Regions from separate parts of the Homo sapiens genome. Here region 2 is linked to region 1. A link is a loop called in an ENCODE intact Hi-C map of the cell type or tissue named here. Cell type or tissue: PC-9. All regions are shown on one strand. Each heading gives the region's core, and the rest is flanking DNA. Links, peaks and the distances in the headings are about the cores only.

Region 1 (5,392 bases), core at 176-5,175:
CTAACCTTGCCATATGCCCGGAGTTGGAAGGAACACTGGGAAGGAGAGTGCCAGGCGTTTCCACAGCCTCTGCTGTGGGAAGCAGGATCTGCTGCCTTGGAGGAAGTGGGAGGTTGATGGCTGTGGAGTAAGAAACAGCAGCATCTACCGCCTGAAACAGACCCTGCTCTTTCCCCTGGACAGGACTATGCTTTAAGTGCTCTAGGCTTGTGCTCAGAAAAGGTAAATAGAAGAATCCACTAATAACTTTAAAATATTATCTCCTCTATATGGCAACATGCACTATGGATACATGGTAATATGTACTTTTTTGTATTTTACTTTTTTCATTTGACTATGCTAACTTAATCATATACTAAATTCTATATACACTGGAGTCTATTTCTGGACTTTCTGCAATGTCTAGTCCTGTGCAGTGTGACACTTTGTGTTGTACAATCTGGCAGGGCTAGGCATCTTTACTACTCTTCAAAATTTGCTTAAATATTTTTGCAAGTATGTTTTTGTAATGTTAGCCCCCATTGAGAGCTGAACTATGCCTTAAAGGCCTGGTTATACTCATGTTTACACACACATATTCATGCTTAACTGGAATTATGTGCTATTAAATGACCAAGCTCCTCTTGTTAGCTATCCCAGAGGGTCACAACTTCAAATTTCTGCATGAGCCAGGCAAGTAATGTAAATGATTGAAGCAGGCTGTAGTTCAAAGATTAAACACACAGCAATATTCTTAGCTTCCTGAAAGAAACAGTCTTTCCTCCATTTTTCTAGAACCATGTGTCTCATTTAATCTCTTTTGATAAAAACATAGTAACTAGGAAATATTTCTCAACTACCAAGTGACTAGTAAGTTGCATCCAACATTTGGCCTTAATTATGGGGAAATAATAAAGAGTAGTGGGGATTGTGGCAACTCTGCCTCTTCTGAAGAGAGTAATGGCATCAGCCCTACCAATGGCTGCTATTGGGGATTACAGATATTCACATATCTGCTGATTTTCACAGAGAGCTAAAAATACAGATTTTATATGAAATTTCCTTATTTAAAATGCTAATATTTAACACATCTGCAGGCCAGGTGCCATCAATAGGCTACTAGCATGTAAGCTCTCAATTGGACCTATATATTACTACCACTAAAAAGTAGTTTTATTTTTGCTAAATTGTAAACTATCGTTTTTAACTGACTAAACCAAATACTAATCAAAATAGCTAAAAACCCAAAACAACTCAGAGGAAGCTGTATGTAAAGTTACGTTGGATAATGTTAATATTAACCAAGGGGAACCAAATTGAGATCTAATGATTTCCCCAGCTTGTTTGGGCATAATCTTATTTATTCATTTTATTCAATTAATTTATTTACTGAGTACCAACTAAATTCAAAGTATGGCAGTGGACTTAGAAGGAGGGAGAAAGAAAAAAAGACATGACACCTTCCCTGGTTGGACTTACTTTCTTAATGCCATTAATGCCGATATTAACATAAAGCAGCTAATATCAACATTAGCCCAGCTTTGGACTAAAGTTATCACACACACACACACACACACACACACACACACACACACTTTATTAAGATATTTAAATAAATATTGAGTTTTTTCTTTTAAGTATCACCAATAATGCAAATAAACAAAAAACCCTCCGAATTCTAGAAGAGTTCTTGTTTTCATTTAGAAGTCCAAAGAATGGGAAAATTAATCAAGGTAAAGCAAAGAATTTAAAAATGTGAAGTTTTCAATTAAAAAAGAGGAAAAAGCTGAGGCTGGATTCCTGACTTTATAACATGCTGTCTTCACCCAGAGACATTAAGTAATATTATTTAATGTTACATTTTAAAATAGGTTTTGTAATGAAAGAAGAATCAGCCCCATCTCTACCTTAACCACAATTGAAGTCAAATTGGCAAATTTGTTTCATTACAATTTTCTCTAATTCTTGACCACTTTCCAGTAGGTATTTGATGAAGGTGAATGTTCTACTTTCTGTTTGTTTCTATACTGGTTACTTCCTCCTCAAGGGAATTACAAAACCAATCATTATTTAAGTGTCTATTAAATTAGAAATATTTTTGATAGAGATATGATATAAATATACTTTAGTTGACACTTCTGTTAAAGTGATGGAGAGTTCTGAAATCATCTGTAGTTTGGTTTGTATGTTATCAATAACTCTGAAGATTGTGAAGCTGCATCTTGAGAAGATATTTTTCTTCTGCCTGTGCCAACTTGTCTATACAATACAGTAGAAAAATGCTCATATAAGTTGACTCACTTATGCTAGAAATCGGACCATTTAAAAAATCTATTTTTTGTGTGTGTAATTTGAGGGAACTGTTGAATAATTTTCAGGAAGTTAGAACTATAGCACCTGGATTTACCATGACAAGGTCCATTTTTCTTTTTCTTTTTCTTTTTCTTTTCTTTTGTGTGTGTGTGTGTGTGTGTGTGTGTGTGTTTGACAGAAAGATTAACAAATTAAAATAACACATCATTGGTCAATAGAATTTCAAAAATAACATACATGTAAATTATTGAAAGCAGGTAATAAGAATTTACATATATGTTATTTTTCAATGAAGTACTATATAAATAATGGAATCTTTGGTCATTTCACTTTTCTACAGCGCCGTTAAGTGAAATAAATTTTTTTCTGTCTCTTCACTACAAAATGATCAATATTTTTCTTTGTTTGTTTTACTTACCTTTATAAAAGAAAACTGTATGAGCTGTCATTTAAAAAATTTCTGAGGCTGGGCATGGTGGTTCAAGCTTGTAATCCCAGCACTTTGGGAGGCCGACAGGGGAGGATCGTTTGAGCCCAGGAGTTCAAGAGCAGCCTAGGCTGAAATTAGGTGAGAGATTTTAGGTATTAACCCAGCCAGTAAAAAAACTACAAATGGTAATTTCCTGAATTTGAAATTATAATATTAAAAATTCATCATTTTATTTCCTTCTCTGTATGAATATCTCTTATCATCAAATAATCTCTGATTCTACATATTATTAATCAGTTCATTATCATTATCATACATGGTTGGAGTAAGAGAGCTTTTGATTCCTGCTGGGTGACTATGAAAATCTCTAAGCCACCAGGTGGCAGAGTGTCCTTGGTTTAGATTGAGCATTGCATTTTTTTTTTTTTTTTTTTTCACTGATTGCCAAATGAATTAATAGTTTACAGCTATTGTGAGCAACTTTTAAACCTTTTACTCATGTACCCCTACAATCATTTTGAAAACATGTGCATCACCCACAAACTTTTAAGTTTACATATATTTCAACAAAAGTTTAAATAACCGAGGAGATGTAACTTTTGGCATACTGTAGAAACTTTAAAATAAAATTGTTATATCAATCTTTACATACATCTAATAGAATACAAAACATTATAGGGGTCGATAACCACCATCATCTGTTTTTAAAAATTCTGAAACAAGCTCATCTTTCATAGTTGGATGCTTTATATTACTCCTTTTTTCCTTGAATCTCATTTTCCATTTTATCTCCTCTACAGAATTTTATACTAATATAAAATATTTCATAATCAAAAAGCTGTGATCACCCTATTGTACTTCTCTGCAACAAGAGTATGTATATAGATACTTTATTTTTTATTTCTCGTGACCAAAGGTGTTGAACGTCAAAATTTTACTAACATACAGTTATCCAACACCATAAACGTATTACTTTTGATAAATAGTTATAACAAAAAGTGAAATTAATTGGAAATGCATTCCTGAATGAGTCAGCTTAGGGGGTTAGAAGTTTTCACTGTTTGGGGCCCAGGATTCTTACACTCCCAGGCAGTGCACTGCAGTAAGATTCTGGATGGGAAAGAGGGGGCCTTTTGTAAAGTAGGAGAAGGTTGCTTGTAAAAGAAGAGACAGGAAGAGGAGATCCAGCCTAATGAAATCTTGTTAATTTTAACATAATGGGCGCAGGTTAATTTTAGGAAAGAATATGTATATGAGCTGATGATCTAGAAATTTGTTTTCTTAAAACAGTTGTTCTCACCTGGGGGACATTTAGCCCACAGGGCACATTTGGCAATGTTTGGAGACATTTTTGGCTGTCACACTGGGGGCAGGGTGCTGGCATCTATTAGGTAGAGAACAGGGCTACTGCTAAACTACTCTGTTCCCAAAGCAACACAGCTGAGAGCCTGAAACCTAGCAAGTGCTCAATAAATGTCTGTAGAAAGGGAAAGACAACAAAAAGGAGGGAAGGAATCACACAATTGGCTGCAGAGGGAGCTACAATAAGATGACTGGACTCTTGCAATTAAATTTGCTGAAAACTTCAGAGTACTGCCTTCTCTTCTGTGTTTATACAGTTTTCTTATCCGAAAGGAGAAATTCGAGGAATAACATTTAAAACGTCTACATTTTCCCAGTATATATTTTCATTAATTAGAGAAATCCTGAAAAACACAAAAAAGACCAAAATGACCCCTAATTGTACCACTTAAATATCTACAGAGAATGATAAATAGCAGGCCCTGTTTTGCTTATCTCATCCCACTTTGCCTAGATAACATCTGCTAGTTAGTTGATGCCCATTCCTTCATAATTTTTTCAAAGTTTTTTTTTTTCTTTTGATGGGAGTTTCGCTCTTGTTGCCCAGGCTGGAGTGCAATGGCACGATCTTGGCTCACTGCAACCTCCACCTCCCAGATTCAAGCGATTCTCCTGCCTCAGCCTCCTGGGTAGCTGGGATTATAGGTGCCTGCCACCATGCCCAGCTAATTTTGTTGTATTTTTAGTAGAGACAGGGTTTTACCATGTTGACCAGGCTGGTCTCGAACTCCTGACCTCAGGAGTGATCCACCTGCCTTGGCCTCCCAAAGTGTTGGGATTACAGGTGTGAGCCACCAGGCCCAGCCTTTTCTAAGTTTATAAAGAACAATTTATACCTTTAAACTTTAGAGTATAGAATATTAAGATGGCTTCAAAATTGCCTATTTGAGAGATTCTTTCTTTCCTAATATTAAAAGCACAGTGGTCCATCGGGGGTATATATGTATACTCACACACACATGCGTGCACACACACACCTACACACATATTATTGTGTACTATGAGAAACAAATGACCATACGTTAAAAATAATCTTTATTGAGATATCATACTGCTAAAGTTTAGAAACATCTCCTTGGGGGTTTAGGTAACCGCAAAGTTAGAGGGAACCCAGCCCTCTATAAGACCCACTGCTCTCCTGACACTAATCGCAGGTTTGGGGGACCGGTCCCAAAACCGCCCTTGAGTTCAGTTATTCACTAGAGGGACTCACAGAGCTCACTGAGAGCTGTGATACTCACAGTTATGGTTTATTACAGGGAAAGGTTACAGATTAAAATCAGCCAAGGGAAGAAGCACAAAGAGCAG
Region 2 (5,392 bases), core at 126-5,125, 56 kb after region 1:
TGACAAGGGAATTTGGCAAGCACATCCTTGGATCCGAATCCTGACCACTGGAGAATCATTCTGCATAGCCCTCTTACCTGTGTATGGCGAGAGCCAACAGTGCGGGAATGAATAGCTGGGATTACCATTGTGTCTGTTATTCTACTGGTGGTTGGTATGGTCAATAATAAGGACTTCTAGCACATGAGAAGAGCCTAACAGAGGCCATCTTTGTCAGATACTGTATATGTTACTGAGCTATATGCCAGGAGGAGATAGCCATCAACCCAGAAAGTGTGGGACTTACTAGACTTGTAAATTTTAGGGCTACTCTTCCTTCCTGTGAATTTACTACTTGTTTTATTAAGTCTTTGTTTATGTTGCTGTCAAGTGAGTTTCTATCACCAAGGGACATTTCAAATTCCATCAGCTCTCCCCTCACTACCATATTCTTTGAAGGGCTTAGCTATATACTGGTATGACCTATCTAGTTCTAAAATTAGGGAGCAATCTAGGCCCCTTAAGCATGTAGATCCTTTATGTTTCATGTAGTTTAATAGAACTACTGGGGGTGGATGCTTGTGTTGCCAGAGTACTTTTTCTTTCTTTCTTTCTTTCTTTTTTTGAGACAAGATCTCACTCTGTCGCCCAGGCTGGAGCACAGTGGTGCCATCATGGCTCACTGCAGCTCAACGTCCTGGGCGCAAGTGACCCTCCTGCCTCAGCCTTCCAAATAGCTGGGACTACAGGCACAAGCCACCACACCCAGCTAAGTTTTGTGTTTTTGTAGAGATGGGGTTTCTCCATGTTGCCCAGGCTGGTCTTGAACTCCTGGGCTCAAGTGATCTGCCCACCTCTGCCTCCCAAAGTGCTGGGATTACAGGCTTGAGCCACTGCACCTGGCCAGAGTTCTAATTGTTAGCTCTTGGGAGAAAACTAAGAATCATCTAACTGAAACCCCTCATTTTATTGAAGAGGAAATCAAGTCCCAGCAAACTGGCATGACTTAGCTTTACTTAACTCATTGTGACACTTAGTTGGATCAACATTACAGAAAAAGGAACACATAATATCTAATTTTTGCCCAGTATATTGATATGAAATACATCCTACAGCTATGTTGACTTCTTGGGTTGTTCTAAATTCTTCAAGATCACTGTAATTTGGAGTTTCTGGTAATTTTAATATTTTATGTAATTCACATAAAAATTGGAACCTAATACTCAGATTCCTCTTATTAAAACTGAATTAAATCAGTATTTAGAAAATAAGTAAAGCTTCCTTTATTCTTTTTTTCTTCAAAAGTTACTTAAGATAAATAAAAATTTGGTTTCCAAACACTATCAGGCAGTAGAAAAAAGAATTTGAAGATCTAGATGAAAGGAACTTCAGATGCCTCCTCCAGGAATATATGTACTTCCTTTTAAAGAGGTAAGAAAGCTTACATCGTTTAAAGAGTTTTTTTTAAGGTAATATGTTGTACTGTCCTTCTTTACTACAGTTTTTCTTTGAAAATATATGCTTTTCTAACGAATAAATTATAATATAGTTTGGGAGAACAAATAGATAATTTTTAAGGAAAATTAAATATCATAATTTATAATTATGCATAATTTATGCATGTATTCATTTGATGGAGTTTATTGAAAACACTTTATTATTTTTCAATTTGCTTTTCTATAAAGTCCTTGAAAAAGTGTTCAGACATAGAAAAGTCAATGGCATAAAACAGAGCTAGTAGCTTATTTCTACATAGTCACATATTTATCCTAGTTCCTTTCACGATTCCACGTCTCATTGTTCCATTACAAGTAGGACTCACAATATTTTAAAGGTCATCCTCATGTCATCCTGAAGTGACATGAGGAGAGAGCTGTATTCTTTGGGAAACACTGATCACAAACCAAGAAAAGGCCCTGAACTTCAGGGAATTTGTAAGACATTGCGGCCACTCACCAAAATCTGTTTTCCCAATGCCAAAAATGAGCCCCTCTAGGAGAGGTGACAGCTGTTTCAAGATGCGTTCTCAGACGCTCATCTGTGATTCAGACATACTTGTAGATAGAGGAGGAGCAAAGGTAAGACCTCACATCCCACCCTAGCCCTGGCAAGCCCATCAGCAGCCCGAGTCCCTGTGTGTGGTTATCCACGGCTTCACAGCTTAGCTTTCTGTTAGGCCTCAGAATGAGAGCTGTTGATGACTCATTAATGCTAACCATTGATTCCTGTGTCCCGGGTTAAGACTCAAAGGACAACATGGCAAGCAAGACCAGTGTCCCTTGTGATTTCTCCCCAGTAGGAAATACTCTTCTGTTCCTCTGTGGCCACTCTGTCCTCACAGGGAGTGACTTCTTACCCTGTCCCGAAAACTCACAATATAGACCCTGGACCCCTCATTCTTTCTCCTCAGTGACAAAGGTCTATAGTTCATGTATTTTAAAAACTACTCTGTGGTTTATAACCTAATTTTTAAAGTACTATTTAAGTTGTTCTCCAAAAGAATTTCACTGAATATTTAAAAACACGTTTGGAAAACTTAAGCACTATAGTTTTAAGCCAGCTGTCTAGGAATTTAGTTTGGACACATGAGAAAGATGGTCAAGAATCAAGAGCAGCGATGGGGTCTTGGGTACCCACGGCTACGCTGGACTGTTAAGGTAGTAAGGATAGTCTGAGAGGTGGCTTCAGAGGTCTGGATTAAGTGTTAGTTTGTCAGTCCTTTATTATAAAATGGATTGTGTCCATTTTCACCTCTCATTAGAAGGCGCGTGCATGTGTGTTTGTGTGTGTGTGCACGCGCTCACTCGCACTTCCTTTTCCCTTTGAATTTCTCCTTGGTGCTGTTAAGTGTATACTTAATGCAATGTTTTTGGAGGTGGTGGGGTGGCGAGTAATAGCTGCCTTAAAAACCTCATGAGCTCCCCCTGCTGTTTTGCAGCTGACAATACAAGTCCCTTCTATTTTAATTCCCAGAAGCACAGAAGAGTGAAAGAGAATCCCTCGTGGGTTTGTTTGATCTACGAGGCAGATGAATACTTGTCAGCTTTCTCCTGAAGGTTTACGAAATCATAGAGGAAAGGGAGAGTTAGCATTTGATCTGGGCTATCACTTAACTTAGGGCACCGGAGCTGTCCCCCTCGTTTGATCTAAGTAGCGGGTCTATACCACTTTTGAATACCTGCCAAAGAAGAATGAAGAAACATATTATGAAGTTACATCAGATCTGAAATGAAATGACTGAAACCTGGAAGATGTGTTTCTAGTCATTTCATTTTTTAGTCTGTAAACATTTGGAAAAAAATAATATATTTTTAAAATATGCCATTGATACAGTTGCTGTTGTGTTTAAATTTTTTCTCCAACACTTCTTGAAACTTTATATATGGCTTGATTTAAATTAACTTAATTTAAATTAATTTAGTGTGAATTTTCAGTGAGAATTAAATATCACACAGAAATCACCTTTGTCAATCAAAATTTTTTCATATAAGTGTATAAGTTATCAAGTATCATTTAACATCACAATTTAAAAGTATCAGAAGATATGCATTTATCAGATTACGAATATATATGATGAAACACGTACTAGTCACCAGGCACGGGCTAGGTCCTGGGGTTATGATGGTGACCAAAACAGAGGTTTCAGTCTTTGTGTATCTTATAGTCTATGAAGGCAGGCATTTATGTAATAAAACATTCAAATAAATATATAACTTAACATTATGAGTTACTTTTGAATATGACACCAAAAGAACAAGCAATAGAAGAAAAAATAGATAAATTGGATTTCAAAATTAAAAACTTTTATGCATCAAAGTACACTCTCAACAGAGTGAAAAGCCAACCCATGGAATAGAAGACAACACTTGCAAATCATATATCTGATAAGGAGCTAATGTTCAGAATATATGAAGAACTCTTACAACCCAACAACAAAAAAGCATAGGCAAAGAACTTGAATCTCTGCTTTTAATTATTTTGTGTATATACCCAGAAGTGGAATTGCTGGATCATACAATAATTCAATGTCAATTGAATAGACATTTCTCCAAAAATATTCCAATGGCCTGTAAGCACATGAAAAGATGTTTAACATTAATGGAATGTTTGATTTGCCTCAGAGAACTACAAGTCAAAACTACAATGAGACTCTACTTCACACCCATTAGAATAGCTGTTATTTAAAAAAAAAAAAAGCAGAAAATAACAAGTGTTGGTGAGGATATGGAGAAACTGGAACCCTCTGCATTGATGGTGGGAATATAAAATGGCACAGCCATTGCGGAAAACAGTATGGGGGTTCCTCAAAAAATTAAACATGGAATTATTGTATGACCCAGCAATTCCACTTCTGGGTATATACACAAAAGAATTAAAAGCAGAGATTAAAACAGATATTTGTATATCCATGTTTATAACAACATTATTCACAATAGCAAAAAGATGGAAACCTCCTAAGTGTCCATTAATGGATAAATGGATAAATAAAATGTGGTATATAAATACAATGGAATATTATTCAGCCTTGAAAAGGAAGGAAATTGTGATACTACAACCTGGATGATCTTAAAGAAATTATGCTAAATGAAATAAGCCAGTTACAAATGAGCACCTTTTTTTGTTTTGTTTTGTTTTTGAGACAGAGTCTCACTCTGTTGCCTAGGCTGGAGTACAGTGGCATGATCTTGGCTCACTGCAACCTCCACCTCCAAAGCTCAAGCAATCTTCCCACTTCAACCTCCTGAGTAGCTAGGACTACAGGTGCACACCATCATGTTCAGGTAATTGTATTTTTTGTAGAGCTGGGGTTTCGCCATGTTGGCCAGGCTGGTCTCGAGCTCCTGACCTCAAGTGATCCACCTGTCTTGGCATCACAAAGTGCTGGGATTACAGGCATGAGCCACTGCACCCAGTTCAAATGAACAGCTACCATATGCTTCCTCTTACATGAGGTTCCTAGAGTAGTTTCATCCATGGAGACAGGAAGAGAATGGTGGTTACCAGGGGGTTGGGCTAAGCAGGAATAGGGAGTTAGTGTTTAATGGGTACAATTTCAGTTAGAGAAGATGAAAAAGTTCTGGAGATGAATGGAGGTGATGGTTGTGTTACCAAACGCCAGGGGTTTGATCTAGGTCCTGCTGCTCGCCGCACAGAAAGCCAACCACTGTGACAGCGAGTATTGCCAGGAGGAAGCTTTAACTAGGTGCTACAGCTGAGGAGATGGGATCTCAGTCTCAAATCCATCTCCCTGATCAGCTAAAACTAGGGCTTTATACAGCAGGGAAGAAATGTAACCATGTATGGGAAAACAGGAACTTGGAAGGGGTGAGGAACCCATCATGGTGAATGAGGGGCCTGGATCTCATTGTCCGGATGTAGTGATCTGGTGAGTTTCAGTTCTTTGATACTTTTT

Evidence for each region. Hi-C counts contacts between places; a loop is a spot of excess contacts. Peaks named below come from ENCODE experiments on the same cell type or tissue, not always from the same donor. Only the 100,000 strongest peaks of a DNase experiment are listed, where the experiment ranks them.
Region 2: a loop joins it to region 1, with 2.5 times the contacts of the local background. A loop is called at or near these places in 82 of 110 quality-filtered maps.

Annotation. Positions count from the first base shown.
Region 1 is chr4:185,093,940-185,099,331 of GRCh38, reverse strand. The region is part of intron 5 of LINC02436 (long intergenic non-protein coding RNA 2436); the gene reads right to left. Among named protein-coding and RNA genes, the nearest start is that of LINC02436, 45 kb to the right of the region's middle. In PC-9, for the core only: a CTCF peak has its summit at 3,078 (motif pointing right); no DNase peak of the experiment used is centred there.
Region 2 is chr4:185,037,470-185,042,861 of GRCh38, reverse strand. No RefSeq gene overlaps it. Among named protein-coding and RNA genes, the nearest start is that of LINC02436, 12 kb to the left of the region's middle. In PC-9, for the core only: CTCF peaks have their summits at 2,689 and 2,890 (motif pointing left); no DNase peak of the experiment used is centred there; H3K27ac peaks cover 378 bases.